5 separate regions of the Homo sapiens genome follow, and all the other regions are linked to region 3. A link is a contact called in ENCODE Hi-C or POLR2A ChIA-PET data. All regions are on one chromosome and are shown on one strand. The core of a region is the stretch at or near the end of the contact, and the rest is flanking DNA. Distances in the headings are between cores, read along the strand shown. Region 1 holds the start of MASTL (microtubule associated serine/threonine kinase like). Region 2 overlaps APBB1IP (amyloid beta precursor protein binding family B member 1 interacting protein). Region 3 holds the start of OTUD1 (OTU deubiquitinase 1). Region 4 holds the start of ACBD5 (acyl-CoA binding domain containing 5). Region 5 overlaps APBB1IP (amyloid beta precursor protein binding family B member 1 interacting protein).

Region 1 (2,700 bases), core at 27-2,526, 3.7 Mb before region 3:
CTCGGGAGGCTGAGACAGGAGAATCGCTTGAACCCAGGAGGCAGAGGCTGCAGGGAGCCGAGACTGCACCACAGCACTCCAGCCTGGGCGACAGAGAAAGACTGTCTTAAAAAAAAATTATTAAAGACTTCTCAGAAAATAGTAATCTTTCTTCTGGTTAAGAATAAAACTTAAAAAGTTATCAGTGCCTACAGATTAATCACTCTTCTGTGGTAGAAAAATTTCGACGATTCTGCACGTCAAAGCAAACAAGGTAAACAAAACCACTAATTACTAAAAACCTTTTGGATTTAGAAACCTAACTCGCCGGGCGCGGTGGCTCACGCCAGTAATCCCAGCACTTTGGGAGGCCGAGGCGGGCGGAATACGAGGTCAGGGAATCGAGACCATCCTGGCTAACACGGTGAAACCCCGTCTCTACTAAAGAAACCCCGTCTCTACTAAAAATACAAAAAATCAGCCGGGCGTGGTGACGGGCGCTTGTAGTCCCAGCTCGTCGGGAGGCCGAGGCAGGGGAATGGCGTGAACCCGGGGGGCGGAGCTTGCAGTGAGTCGAGATTGCGCCACTGCACTCCAGCCTGGGAAACAGAGCAAGACTCCGCCTCAAAAAAAAATAAAAAAGAAACCTAACTCAAGCCAGGGTGAGACTACGAATCACGGCTTTGGCTTTAAGTGCCTGTTGTACTAAGACCGATGTAATCACCTCGGTCAAGTCCCTTTGCCTTTGGCCTCAGTTTCCTCATTTGCTAACGCTGGGCAGGGAGAAGAGAGTCAAACTTTGCTGTTCTCACTGGGCATCTGAGATATGGAGGGAAGGGCGGAACAGAGGCGAGACACCCGACCCGACCGCTGATGTCGCCCCAAAAAGAAGTCAGCTCGCAGGGCTCTGGAGGCTTCAGCAAGCCAGGCCACCCAGACTCCTCGCTCCAGCAACCCCGGGGCCTGCCCAAGCCGGTGGGGCAGGAAGGAGGGCCGAAGGGCCTAACCCCTTCCTTGCTACTCGTTGACTTCCTACCTTTACTGCATACAATTTGCCGCCTTTCTGCCCCAGATACACTTTCCCGAAGGCGCCCCGGCTAATGGGCTTCACTATGCTGAATTCCTCAATGGAGGGCGGTTTTGGCACTGCGATCCTATTCACGCCCTCCTCAGTCGCCGCGCCTCCTCCAGGCTCCTTCTTGCTTCCCGCGGTGGGATCCATCGCTGGACAGCATACAGCGGCCCCGCAGACACTGCCCCTCCGCGAGCAGCCACTCCCGCCAACTGGGTTCAAAGTGAGGCTCCGCCCACGCCGCGCGCGGCCGTGACGTCACCCCGCCGCCGCGCCCCGCCCTCGTCACCTCCCCTACGCAGACGCGGACGGAGGGGGCGTCGGGAAAGCCCCGACTTCGCAGCCTTACACTCTTCGTGGGCGGCGACCGCGGCCCCACTGACATCATTCCTCATGAGGGAGGAGGCACAAACAGTTCTGGGCCGACCAGAAAAAGGACGACTGGGACTTGACTCTGAATCGCAGGATTTGAAGAGATTTCTCCTGGCTTCCCAACGAGGCTGGTGGGAAGCGGTCCTCCTCCCATACACGACCTCCCACCCTCGCGAGGCGTAGAAACCAGTTCTGACTGTACAGTAAAGCGAGGGCCAGGGCTGAGGTCTGGAAGCTAATGAAAGCACAGAAAGTGTCGAAACTGGATGAGCAGGAAGCGAGTGGCCTCCCCTGTCATCTGACGTTTTCCCAGGATGTAATTTGCCTGACTGAAACAGATCAGGACCAACAGGGAGAGTTTTCGATTTAGTGTGAGGAAAAGAGCACTAAATTGTAGCAAAAGACCTTATTGCTCAAGGCCCAGTCAGAAGATTTCATAAGGAAGCTGTAGAAAGTCTTAAGAGGAAATCAGCCGGGCGTGGTGGCGGGCACCTGTAATCCCAGCTACTCGGGAGGCTGAGGCAGGAGAATCGCTTGAACCCGGGGAGCAGAGGTTGCAGTGAGCCGAGATCGCGCCACTGTACGCCAGCCTGGGCGAAAGAACGAAACTCCGTCTCCAAAAAAAAAAAAAACGAAGAAAAAGTCCAAAGAGGGTAAAGGCTGTTCTCCCCTTAAAAAACAGCTAAAGACCTTTGGGGGCGCTGCTCCTTGTAAATGTCAACTACTTCCGCGGGAAAGAACGCGCAGGCACTTGGCCTTGTGGGCGCTCACTTGCCCCGGAAGTACTGTTGAGTTAGCGCCTCGCCTTCCGGGGCGGATTGTCTGTCGTTGCAGTAGCTGTAGGAAGGGGAGGCCATTTTCCGTTTCTGGGAGGAGTGAGGGGCAACGGGTCGGAGAAAAAGGAAAAAAGAAGGGCTCAGCGCCTCCCCGCCGGGCCGTGGACAGAGGGGCACAGTTTCGGCAGGCGGGTGAGGTCGCTGAGGGCCCGCCGGAGATGTTTTCCTTGTCGAGCACGGTGCAACCCCAGGTAAGCCAGGCATTCAGCCCATTTTTTTTCCTCCCGCCCTGCCCGTGGCTGTTTGCAAATTGCGCTCGTGGAAGCGATTTCTCAGAAGGGACTCTAGAAATGAAGTGATGTACTCAATGCGAATCCCAGGATTGAGGAGTGGATCAGGGGACGACGCTGAGAGTGGGCCGGAGACTTCAGTGCTGACGATGAAGCTGTTGAGGGCAGAGGCGGGATGTGAGCTCAGTGATAGAGAGAGACCCTGGCTTAT
Region 2 (2,736 bases), core at 113-2,612, 3.0 Mb before region 3:
GATGTAGACACTGAGAGAAAAAAGTGATACTGGAAAATTAGCTTTGTTAATTTTTTGGTCAGGTGTTCATGGATCTTTCCAGAAAAACTTTCAGTAATCCCTCTCTCCCTCCCTCCATCCCTCCCTCCCTTCCTTCCTTCCTTCCCTTTTCCTACCTTCCTTCCTTCCTTTCGACAGAGTCTTGCTTGGTCACCCAGGCTGGAGTGCAACGGCAAGATCTTGGCTCACTGCAACCTCCGCCTCCTAGGTTCAAGCGACTTTCCCACCTCAGCCTTCCAAGTAGCTGGGACTAAGGGTGCATGCCACCTCGCTCAGCTAATTTTTATATTTTCAATAGAGACGCGGTTTCACCGTGTTGGTCCAGCTAGTCTCAAACTCCTGACCTCAAGTGATCCACCGACCTTGGCCTCCCAAAGTGCGGAGATTACAGGCATGAGACACCACATCCAGAGAGTTTCAGTAATACTTTCAAGAAATCATTCATTAAGTCCTTGCACTTTCGGCTCCATACAACTTCTCTGCTGTCCAAGGGCTTGACAAAGGTATTAGTCAGGCCATAAAAATATCCAGATTTCATAAATACCAATAAAGACCCAGCTTTAAGTGTTTTCTGAAGGAATGGTGGTAACAAGTTTACCCTTTCAGAGCAAATAATTTAGTCATTGTAGCTATGATCCAGATTATCTTTAGGATAAATCTTCCCTGATCTTTGTTTGGTATTATACTTATTCCTGTTATCTAATCTCTATAGATATTGCTTCAGAGGGAAGCAGAAAACTCATACTTATCTGTGTCTTCCTCTCCCTCCTCATTTTTAAGCCCTGCAATTATACTTCCCATTGCATAGAGAGCATTTCCACCAGGCAGCCCTACCGGTGGTTTAAATGCAACATGGCCTCCTTCCAGCCTCCTCTTCAGCCTGTTCCCAGGTCCCCTGGCTTACCAGTATAGGTTTTGGTATAGGGAGATCTAAGCCAGATGTTATCTTGGGAACTGGGGACAAAGTCAGCACAGAGAAACCCTGGATGAAAATCAGATACTGAGTTAGGAGTTGAACAGTGCAGTGAAGTGAGGCTGCGACTGGATGTCTGGGTAAAGGATACCAAAATCAAAGGTGAGGCCAGGCACAGTGGCTGATACCTGTAATCCTGGCACTTTGGAAGGCGGAGGCAGGAGGATTGCTTGAGGCCAAGAGTTCAAGACCAGCCTGGCAGCAGAGTTAGACCCTGTCTCTTAAAAAAGAAAAATTCAAATGCGATAGTTACCAGAAATTGGGGAACTGAAAAAGAAGCGTACATTAGAATTTGAAAAAGCAGACCAGAGAAAGGGAAGACAAGGCTCGGAGAAGAAACACAGGTGGGCTGACTTGATGGCTATGAACATCTGCAATGACCAAGCACAGCCTAGCTCCTGTGCTGTGAGTGTCTAAAAGGAGCCACTTGGACACAAGGACTCCTCTTTTCAGATAGTATCCCTCTCTTGCTAAAGAAACAAACACCCAAAAAACCAGCCTACATTTATCTTGACCTATAGCCCAATAACCTTCACTAAGCCAATCTTCTCAGAAGCATCACCTATTCTGGAAGTCCCAAATATGATCAGTTTGTCTGGTCAGTTTAGCCTTTCTAATGCCCTTGAACTTGTCCCACACTTTCCCCAGCTACCATCCTAGTACAGGTCTTCCACATCTTATCAGGATTCTGCCCCCAGCTTACTTTTCATCTTCCTATCTCCAATCTCTCCTTCTTTTCTTTTGTAATTATTTTTCATATGCCTACACAGGCTCAAACAGTCTCTCCTTTTTTTTTTTTTTTTTTTTTAGACAGGTTCTTGCTCTGTCACCCAGGCTGGAGTGCGGTGGCATGATCACGGCTCATCGCAGTCTCAACCTCCTGGACAAAAGCCATCCTCCCACCTCAGCCTCCTGAGTAGCTGGGAATACAGATGCTCGCCACAGTCTCTGCTTCTTAAATCAGCTTCTATAATGCCACCAGAGTTTTCTTCTTAAAACCCAGTTCTGTCATATTCTTTCAAGTAGCAAAACTTTTCAGTGGCTCTCTACTGTCCATAGGATTTAATATAAACTCCATAAGGTGGCTTTTAAATTTTTCCATAGTCCAACCCGCATCAACCCCTCCAACCTCATCTTTCAGACATCCATCCTGTTCTCTCCTAAAATCTACTCCGCTGCTATCACTGCTATTTTCCCTATAATTCCTAGGCACACCAAAGGCTTTCACTTAATGTACTGAACCCAGAGTGCAAATTGCACCTAGTGCATCCATTTTCCCGTGGATAGAGCAGCTCCTTGCATGCAGGTGAAATGAAACAATCCACCTATTTAAAGTGTATAATTCAATGGTTCTGGCATATTCACAGGGTTGTGCAACCATCACCACAATCTAATTTTAGAACATTTTCTTCTCCTATAAAAGAAACCCTGTATCCGTTCACTCCTCCTCTCCCCATCCCTTAGCAATCATTATTCTACTTCCTCTCTATATAAAGCTGCCTATTCTGGACATTTCCTATCAATGGGATGATACATTAATGTGGTCTTTTGTGTCTGGCTTCTTTCACTTAATGTGTTCAAAGTTCAATCCAAAATGTAATATGTGCTGACACTTCATTTCTTTTTATTAGTTGATGGACATTTGGGTTGTTTCCATTTTTTCAGCTAATACAAATTATGCCGGTATGAACACTTGCCTGCACATTTTTGTGTGGATGTATGTT
Region 3 (2,700 bases), core at 150-2,649:
AACTCCCGGTGCAGGCTCTGGTCCCCATACACCGTCTTGCTGACAGCTCGGTAGAGGCAGTTGCCGTCTGGAATGATGTGGAATCGGTACTTATTCCTCTGCCGCAGATACTTGTCCTGCTTCTCCACCTCGGCCAGGTATAGGGCCAGCTTCTCGTCTCTGGGATCCGACCTGGAGACGATCACCGGCTCCGCCGCACTACTCGGGGCGGCCTCGATGCTCCCGGCGGGGGGTGCCTCGGCCTCTGGGTCGGGCCTCCGCGCCGCGTCCCCACCGGGCGCGTCGCAGCGATCGCCGCCCCTCTCCCAGCCCCTGGGGCCCCTCTCCGCCAAGTGCTCTTCGCCCCACGGACCGGGGCCGGGATCGGGGCTCCCCGGGGTCGCCGCGGGGCCTCGGTGCTTGGCGGCGGCCAGGGCCTGGCGGTGCTCGCTCAGTCGGAAGTTCCGATCGGGCCCCTCCCGTGTCGCGTCCAAGCCCGCGGGCTCGGGGCAGTCGGGCCGCAGCAGCTCCTCCAGGAGCCAGGCCGAGGAGCCCCGCCGCGGCGGGACCGGGGCTGCGGGCGCCGGGGCGAGCAGGAGGCAGCGGCCGCGCGGGGCAGCGGCGGAGCCCGCGGCGCCGGGAACGGGATCGGGCCCGTGCAGCAGGAGCCTGTCGGCGCCCAGGGCCCGCACGGTGATCTGTGCGGTGGACGTGTAGTGCGGCGGCAGCGGCGGCTTGCAGGACGCGCCGGGCGGGCCGGCGGCGGCGGAGGCGGGCGCGGCGGCCCCGGACACCACCTCGAAGCAGGAGGAGAAGGCGGGCATCTTGGCGGCGGGGACAGCGGCGGCTTCCCGGTGCTCGGCGGCCGCGGCGGGCTGGCACTCACCGGTCTCGGGCTCGGGCGCGGCGCCGGCGGCTCCCGGGGGCTGCAGCGAGACCTTGAAGGGGGTAGCGGCGGCGGGTGGCGCGGGGGCGGCGGCCGTGGGACCCGGGGCCCCGGCGGGGTAGTGGGTGCAGACGCTGCTGTAGAGCTGCATGTCCCTGCCCGCCGCTCGGCCCCTTATAGGCGCGGCGAGCCCCGGAGCGGGGGACACACCCTCCGGGCCCGGGGGAGGGGGCCGGCGGAGCGCGGTGACCCAACGGCCCCAGAATAGAGATGAGCGAAAGGCAGCCGGCCGCCGCGAGTCAGCAGCCGCGAATAGCGCCCGGGTCCCGGCCAAATTCCTGCTGCGCCACAGCGCAGGGGGGCGGGGACGGGACGCGAGCTCGACCCCTGCCGGTGCGCTCGGCCCGCAGACCCGGGGCGCCGCGCCCGCTGCAGCTGCTTCGGCCCGCGGCGGCCGCTGGGGACTCACGGAGGAAGCCGCCCGCCCCGTTGGAGCGCGTCCCGCCGGCGAGGAGGAGCGCGGTGCGCGCGGAGGCCCGGGAGGCGGGGCCGCGGTTGTTTACCTCAGGCCTCGCGGCCGCGTCACGTGGACTCACTGGAATGCGCGGCTCTTTGCGGCGCCCGATTCAGTCGCGCCTGCTCGCCCCGCCCACTCCGGCCCGCGCCCCGCCCCCTACCGCGCTCCGCCGACGTCACGGGCGTGGCCCTCGGCGCGCGAGCGCGCGCGGGCGGGGCGAGGCCGGGGGCGCGGAGGCCTGAGCAGTCCTGGGATCCTGGCTGGGCCTCCCGCCCACGTGACTCCCACGGACCGCTTCCCCCACCTGGGCACTGGGCACTGGTTTCTGCGCTGCGCCACTCTCCTCAGCGGCTGCAGTGGATGCTGCGGGATGGGAGCTGCTTGGGGCGAGTTAGCATGCTCGGAAAGCTTGCGTGGCAGGAAAGCTTCCGGCATGGGTGTGGAGAACGGAATGCTGCCTTAAAGTCTGTTTGGCCTCTGCTGGTCATGGGCTACCATCCCTGCTTGCATTCACTACTGCCTCTTTTCTTTTATCTTTTTAGAGATGGGGGTCTTACCTGTCTCCGAAGCTAGAGTGTAGTGGCGCAGTCCATAGCTCACTGCAGCCTTGACTTCCCGGGCTCAAGCGATCCTCCCGCCTCAACCTCCAGAGTAACTGGAAACCACAGGTGTGCACCACCGCACCCGGCTAATTTTCTTTCTTTCTTTCTTTCTTTTTTTTTAAGGCGAGGGTCTCACCACAGTTGCCCAGTCTGGTGTCGAACTACTGGCCTCAAGCTGTTTCCCGCCTCGACCTCCTAAAGTGTTGGGATTATGGGTCCTAGCCACCACTCGTGGAACCGCCGCGTCTTTTCCTTTTTTTTTTTTTCTTTTTCTTTTTGAGGCAAGGTCTTGCTCTGCCTTCCAGGCTGAGTGCAGTGGCGCCATCATGTCCCACTGCGACCTCGACCTCCAGGGCCCAAGTGATCCCCCTTCCTCAGCCTTGCCTTGGGCAGGGATTACAGGTGCCCAGCTAGTTTTACCACTGTGTCTTTTCTATGCATTTCCTTGGACTCACCGGTAAGGGTGAGTCCGCTAGTGGATTCTCTTGCCTTGCTAAGACAAAACCAACTTTGCACCTCTGACCTATGCCATTTGGCAAATATCTGGCTTGGGGGAAAGCAAGGAAGCCTTTTAGGCTTTTATAAACAAGCTTTCTCAGAATACCAAATGCAGTATCACTTAGGGCCCTTTGAGAATAGGTGTGAATGCTAGCCAGAGGTCAAAAGCGGTGGAGAAAGTCGTGACCTGCATTCCGGGGCAAGATAGACTATAGAAA
Region 4 (2,700 bases), core at 14-2,513, 3.8 Mb before region 3:
GGTAAATGCCGGCGCCGCGGCTCAGAGGGAAGAGTAACTTACGATCTGCGCCTAGATTTTTCCTAGTAACCCTCCTAACCCATCCCCCTAACTGACAAAAACGACTCTTCCATCCGGGAGACTTTGGGATTTCCGGGCTACAGGACTCCACCCCCCACAACCTAGTCAGTCCCACCACCAACGTTCGGCCTGGGGCACTTCCCAAATGCCTAAGGACGCAGGGGGTTGCGCTAGTAAGTTGAAGGCCCAGGGCACCCCCTTTCTAGGGTTGACGACCCGTAAAGACTCCTCATTGGCCCCGCCCTCTACGCCCAGTATCCTATTTTTATTTTTTTTTTTAATTATTGGTTTCTTAAATAGAGCCAGGGTATCGCCATGTTGCCAGGCTCGTCTTGAACTCCTGGCCTCAAGCAATCCTCCCCACTCGACCTCTCAAAGTATCGAGATTACAGGCGTGAGCCACTGTGCCCGGCCGTCCCCATGCCCAGTCTCCTATTAAATCCCGCTGGAGGTGCCTGGCTCCCTGGGGCTGGGTGGAAAGGGTAGTGTAGGGGAAGTTGCCCTCCGTCCCAGCCCAGTTTAGGAGCCGGCGACCTCCTCTCTCCTTCGGCTGCTCCTCGGACGTTCTTGGCTCAGGGCAGCGAAAACTGTCGAAGACCTGCGGGCCAGGGACTGCTGAGCACCTCCATCCAAGGTCCCCAATGCTTTTCTCCATCTACCCTTTAGAGTGGGTGTCACGATTGCCACTGGAAAGGCTAAGTGACTTGCCCTAGGTCACATAATTTAAATGGCAGAACTGGAGTTTCTCACAGAACCTGTCCCGACTTAAAGCCCTTTGCTTAGGCCCCATTTAACTTCCTCAAACCTTAACTTAGGAGAGTGCAGGCGCTGGGGACCGCAGAGTCATTTTTGTTGCCCAGCGGTGCCGTCGCGTGCAGCTTTGGGCCCAGGTGCAGAACCCAACCGCGCATCCCCAGCGCGCACTTCGTCCACCCGGCTGCCAGAGCGGACACATCGGTCCGGCCTCGGTTTCCCCCTTCTGAACAAAAGCGCGCACAGTGTGCTCCCCGCACCAAGCCGGGACTGTGGCCCCCTTTCCCCGCTTCCCGGACCCTCCTCTGGGGACAGACGGACCGCGCGCGTCCTTGCCGCGGCGGCGGGTCGGGTGGGTGGGGTTTGCTGCACTGCTGCTGCGGCGGCGGCGGCGCCAGTGGGTCCTCCGGTGACTCTGGGGCGGGGCTGTGGGGAGGGCACGGACTGACAGACGGACTCCGGCGGAATGGGGGGTGTGGCTGCTCCGCCAGGGTCCCCAGGGTGGGAGAGCGGCTCCGCGGCCACCGATGCCCGGACCCCCTCTGTCTTCTGCTAGACATGCTCTTCCTCTCGGTGAGTTGTTTTGCTGTCGTCGCGGGCCGGATTCGTGGCCTTAGTCACGCCCCGGGGGAGGAGGAAGGAGCCGGGCCGCTTCGATCTGTGTGGCCTGGATAGGGCAGGGCAAAGGGGAACTGACCCGCTTCGCTCCCGGGCCTCCTCCTTTTGGGGCATGTTGATCCGCGGCTGCGCTCCATGTTCCAGTTTCATGCAGGCTCTTGGGAAAGCTGGTGCTGCTGCTGCCTGATTCCCGCCGACAGACCTTGGGACCGGGGCCAACACTGGCAGCTGGAGATGGCGGACACGAGATCCGTGCACGAGACTAGGTTTGAGGCGGCCGTGAAGGTGATCCAGAGTTTGCCGAAGAATGGTACGTGCGCTGGGCCCCGGCTGTAGACGCCTCCTGCAGAGAGCCCCAAAGCCCCCTTTCACTTTCTGGTTCTAGTGTTGTTTATTTAGCCTTTTTTTCTGTGTAGGAGCCATGTAGTGGAAGGGGAGCTATTGAATATGAATTAATTACCTTTTGATCTTCCAAACCGGAGAAAAATCTAATATCCAGATTTTAAGTACTTCATATTGTTGAAAACAAAAGTCTTGTCACTTAATGACTGCGGATTTGGGTGTGTTAAAAAATAAATCCGGGCCGGGCGCGGTGGCTCAAGCCTGTAATCCCAACACTTTGGGAGGCCGAGGTGGATGGATCACCTGAGGTCAGGAGTTCAAGACCAGCCTGACCAATATGGTGAAACCCCGTCTCTACTAAAAAATACGAAAATTAGCCAGGCTTCGTGGCGTGCGCCTGTAGTCCCAGCTACTCGGGAGGCTGAGACAGGGAAATTGCTTGAACCCGGGAGGCAGAGGTTGCAGTGACCCGATATCGTGCCACTGCACTCCAGCCTGGGCGACAGAGCCAGACTCCATCTCAAACAAACAAACAAACAAACAAACAAAAATCTAGGCTGGGGATGCCTAATGCCACACACTCATAGGGTCTACCAGCTTAAGCGTTTTGAAAACTTTTGATATGAAGGGACAGAAAAGAAAGAATAACTATAGTCAATTGTGAAGTAATTTCTATTTTAATAAATATATATTTTCTACCTTTTTATTTGCTATTCCATTGTATAATGTTCTTTTTTATACTCATATTGGACCTTCTTTGCAGCTGGTGAGAAAAAAGTCATTCCAGTGGCTGATCTCCTTCTTGTATTTAATGTGCTATTTCTCTGGCTGCTTTTTAGATTTCTTTTCTATCTTCGGTTTTCAGCAATTTGACTAGTAGATGTGGTTTTTCTTCATATTAACCCTGTTCACGATTTGCAGAGCTTT
Region 5 (2,700 bases), core at 182-2,681, 3.0 Mb before region 3:
TAAATTTCCTACAAGGCTGGGCATGGTGACTCACGCCTGTTATCCCAGCACTTTGGGAGGCCGAGGGGAGAGGATTGCTTGAGGCCAGGAGTTTGAAACCAGCCTGGGCAACATAGAGAAACTTCTGTACAAAAAATTAAAAAATTAGCCAGGTGTGGGGGCACGTGCATGTAGTCCCACATACTTGGGAGGCTGAGACGGGATGATGGCTTGAGCCCAGGAGGTCGAGGCTGCAGTGAACTATGATGGTGCCACCAAAGTCCAGCCTGGGTGACACAGCGAGACTCTCTCAAAAAAAAAAAAAATTCCTACAAAATGGCAGAAAGTATTTAAGTAGATATTATCTCCATGGTTTCACAAATTGTCTCCCAAAACAACTAATATGGTATTAAAAATCTTGTCATGGGTTTTTAAGTTATTATTTTAATAAGGGGAAATTAATGGAAAAAACAATAAAATTCCAGAACTGCTCATGTGAATTGCTTTCTATCTGAGTACAATAGTGTGAGAAAATAAAGGAATCCTTCAGATGAATTATTATTAAGAGTAATTATTGGTGTTAACACATTTCAGATTTTTTTATGAGAGTAATCCATTTTATAAGAATAAATATAGATTTGTTTGCTGACCTCAAAACTGCCAACTAGCATTACAATAAGCTTATAGGAATCAAATATAATTTGAGTAACAAGAATCTTGCCATTGATTCATTCTCCTGAACCCTTAAATTTGGAAAAGCACTAAAATAAAGTCTGGAAATGTGACATCGATGAGTCAGAAAAACCCACTGAACCCAAAGGCCTTCGTTTCTCAGGCTGTGCACACCACTGCTATATAACAGGTTAATGACGTGCCACAGTGAATCATCCACCTAAGATGGAAATAACTCAAAACAACAGCGCGTTCTCGTGACCTCTCCCTGCATTCATCTGGTGAAAATCTTTCCCCCTGCCCTTTCCCCTGCCCTTTCATTCCTTTCCCCCAGAGTCTGTTACTGAGTTATTAAGTGGAGCCAACATCAAAATTGTGCTGAAACGTACAGTCATAAGTAAACTTGCTTGTGAATGGATCACAGTTGCACCCACGGTGAAGATAAAAAGACATTTGACTTCAGGGCAGTTTGTTAACAAAAATTATTAATCTGTAAATTCAGTCATATTACATAATTGACCTCCCTGCAAGAAAACCTTATTATTGAAATGGACAGACAAGAGTTATACACATGTATACAGTGTACACACACACAAGCGTAAGAAAATAGGGCTGTGCCTATATGTACGTGTGGTATTTTCCAAAGGTCAAAATAAAGATTAAAAGAGAGAGAGAGAGAGAGAGGAAAAAAAAAAAAACACCCAGCCCTGACAGCTAAAAGTCTTATTTGGGTTAGCAGCCAGAAAGAGCTGGGGTGGAGTTATCACAGTGAAGCAATGCATTGCAAACAAGCCATGCTCACATCGTGACTGGGTGGAGTTAGAATCTTTTTGTGAGTATGTCACTTCTGAGTTCATTTTATGTCTTGGGAAGAACCACAAGTTGTTGATGAAAAAGAAATGGAAATACTACAAAATCAGCTAGATTTTGTGATTATTATTGTTATTATTGGATAGATGAGGGGTGAGGTGGTTGAAGCCGCTTGTCCAGGCTAAAACTTTCCCTTAGATTCCTTGAACGACAAGGAAATTTTCCCTAATGCTTAATATTTCTAGGCTTCAGTTTTTCAATCCTTAAATCGTTTCTCTTTTCCACCTGGATACATTTCAAAACTATGTCTTTTAAACATTTATCCTAAGTACTGTGATGCATATGGTTTACAGGACATATGTTTATATCGACGGCAGAGTTAATCTCACACATTTAACTCAGTTTGCATGCAGTTTGGGATGCCGTGAAGATCAGCAATTCCAGCCATGGAATCTGGAATTTTGGACCTGGATGAGGGCGGCCTTTATTGCATCGGTCAGAGTAGCTTGCCTAAACACAGCCAGCTCAACATCCCCCAGGCATTTCCCTCTAAGTAGCTCCGACTCACTACTCCCCTTCATGCATTCTCTTCCCATGCGCCTTAACTTGGTAAAAGGCCATTAGTCACATATCAGTCTGACTTAGAACCCTTGGCATAGTCCCTTACTCCTCCCATTTTTCCATCTAGTCGGTCGAGGAATCTGTTGGCTTTTCCTGTAGAAGGCTTCTCCTTGCCTTCATTCTCTCTATCAAGCCACAGTTGACACCTCACCAGCTCACCCAGCCTCCAGCCTTCCAGACTCCCCATCAATATTCACCACCACCGTTGCTGCAAATTGCAAATACAAATGTGAATGTGTCACTCTCCTGTTTAAAAATCTTCCCTGGCTGCTTATGATGAAGTGGAGAGCGTTCAGGCACTCAGCGTGTCTTTCAAAGTCCTTCCTAATTTGTCCCATTCGGGGCCTTTTATTTTTTAATTTATTTATATTTTTTTACATTATTTTATTTTATTTTTAGCAGAGACAGGGTCTTGCTATGTTGCCCAGGCAGGTCTCAAACTCCTGGGCTCAAGTGATCCTCGCACCTCCACCTCCCAAAATGCTGGGATTACAGGCTTGAGCCACCAGGCCTGGCCTCAGGACCCTTGATGTTTTCTGAACAGGCTTTTTAGAACTCTTTTTGTCTTTGTATATGCTATTCCCTTTAAATAATATCCTCCTCTGTGCATATCTCCTT

The links. A loop is a pair of places that touch in the nucleus more often than their neighbours do. ChIA-PET counts read pairs that join two places held with the same protein, here RNA polymerase II (POLR2A). Pooled maps may share reads with other maps.
Region 1: a loop to region 3 is called in a pooled map, with 20 times the contacts of the local background. The contact joins the promoter of MASTL here to the promoter of OTUD1 in region 3. A Hi-C loop is called at or near these places in 1 of 37 single-sample maps with no recorded cell type and 7 of 50 pooled maps. POLR2A ChIA-PET finds 5 or more read pairs at or near these places in 1 of 52 experiments (OCI-LY7).
Region 2: a map with no recorded cell type shows a loop between it and region 3 (6-fold over the local background). The contact joins the enhancer-like site here to the promoter of OTUD1 in region 3. A Hi-C loop is called at or near these places in 1 of 37 single-sample maps with no recorded cell type and 6 of 50 pooled maps. POLR2A ChIA-PET finds 5 or more read pairs at or near these places in 1 of 52 experiments (T-cell).
Region 4: a loop to region 3 is called in a map of CD8-positive, alpha-beta T cell, with 15 times the contacts of the local background. The contact joins the promoter of ACBD5 here to the promoter of OTUD1 in region 3. A Hi-C loop is called at or near these places in 3 of 168 maps with a recorded cell type or tissue (B cell and CD8-positive, alpha-beta T cell) and 10 of 50 pooled maps.
Region 5: a pooled map shows a loop between it and region 3 (5-fold over the local background). The contact joins the enhancer-like site here to the promoter of OTUD1 in region 3. A Hi-C loop is called at or near these places in 1 of 168 maps with a recorded cell type or tissue (B cell) and 6 of 50 pooled maps. POLR2A ChIA-PET finds 5 or more read pairs at or near these places in 1 of 52 experiments (activated naive CD4-positive, alpha-beta T cell).

Annotation. Positions count from the first base shown.
Region 1 is chr10:27,153,928-27,156,627 of GRCh38, reverse strand. It overlaps MASTL (microtubule associated serine/threonine kinase like), which reads right to left and starts at 1,276. Exons shown (of 12, transcript NM_001172303.3): 1 at 1,016-1,276. The coding sequence starts at 1,201. It overlaps YME1L1 (YME1 like 1 ATPase), which reads left to right and starts at 2,244. Exons shown (of 19, transcript NM_014263.4): 1 at 2,244-2,450. The coding sequence starts at 2,418. RefSeq lists enhancers at 585-834, 1,455-1,514 and silencers at 1,189-1,387, 1,185-1,394.
Region 2 is chr10:26,455,822-26,458,557 of GRCh38, reverse strand. All of the region lies in intron 2 of APBB1IP (amyloid beta precursor protein binding family B member 1 interacting protein), which reads right to left. Among named protein-coding and RNA genes, the nearest start is that of APBB1IP, 19 kb to the right of the region's middle. Within about 2 kb of position 1,362, at least 3 of the 41 ENCODE cell types and tissues checked have a DNase peak (open chromatin) inside an H3K27ac peak, as active enhancers do.
Region 3 is chr10:23,437,774-23,440,473 of GRCh38, reverse strand. It overlaps OTUD1 (OTU deubiquitinase 1), which reads right to left and starts at 1,399. Exons shown (of 1, transcript NM_001145373.3): 1 at 1-1,399. The coding sequence starts at 1,016. RefSeq lists silencers at 181-550, 691-1,030, 1,081-1,670.
Region 4 is chr10:27,239,360-27,242,059 of GRCh38, reverse strand. ACBD5 (acyl-CoA binding domain containing 5) reads left to right here and starts at 1,263. Exons shown (of 13, transcript NM_145698.5): 1 at 1,263-1,386; 2 at 1,576-1,741. The coding sequence starts at 1,372. RefSeq lists enhancers at 1-41, 1,492-1,751, 1,709-2,211 and a silencer at 1,262-1,371.
Region 5 is chr10:26,485,847-26,488,546 of GRCh38, reverse strand. All of the region lies in intron 2 of APBB1IP (amyloid beta precursor protein binding family B member 1 interacting protein), which reads right to left. Among named protein-coding and RNA genes, the nearest start is that of APBB1IP, 49 kb to the right of the region's middle. RefSeq lists an enhancer at 1,275-1,324. Within about 2 kb of position 1,431, at least 13 of the 41 ENCODE cell types and tissues checked have a DNase peak (open chromatin) inside an H3K27ac peak, as active enhancers do; they include B cell, where a contact is called at or near this core.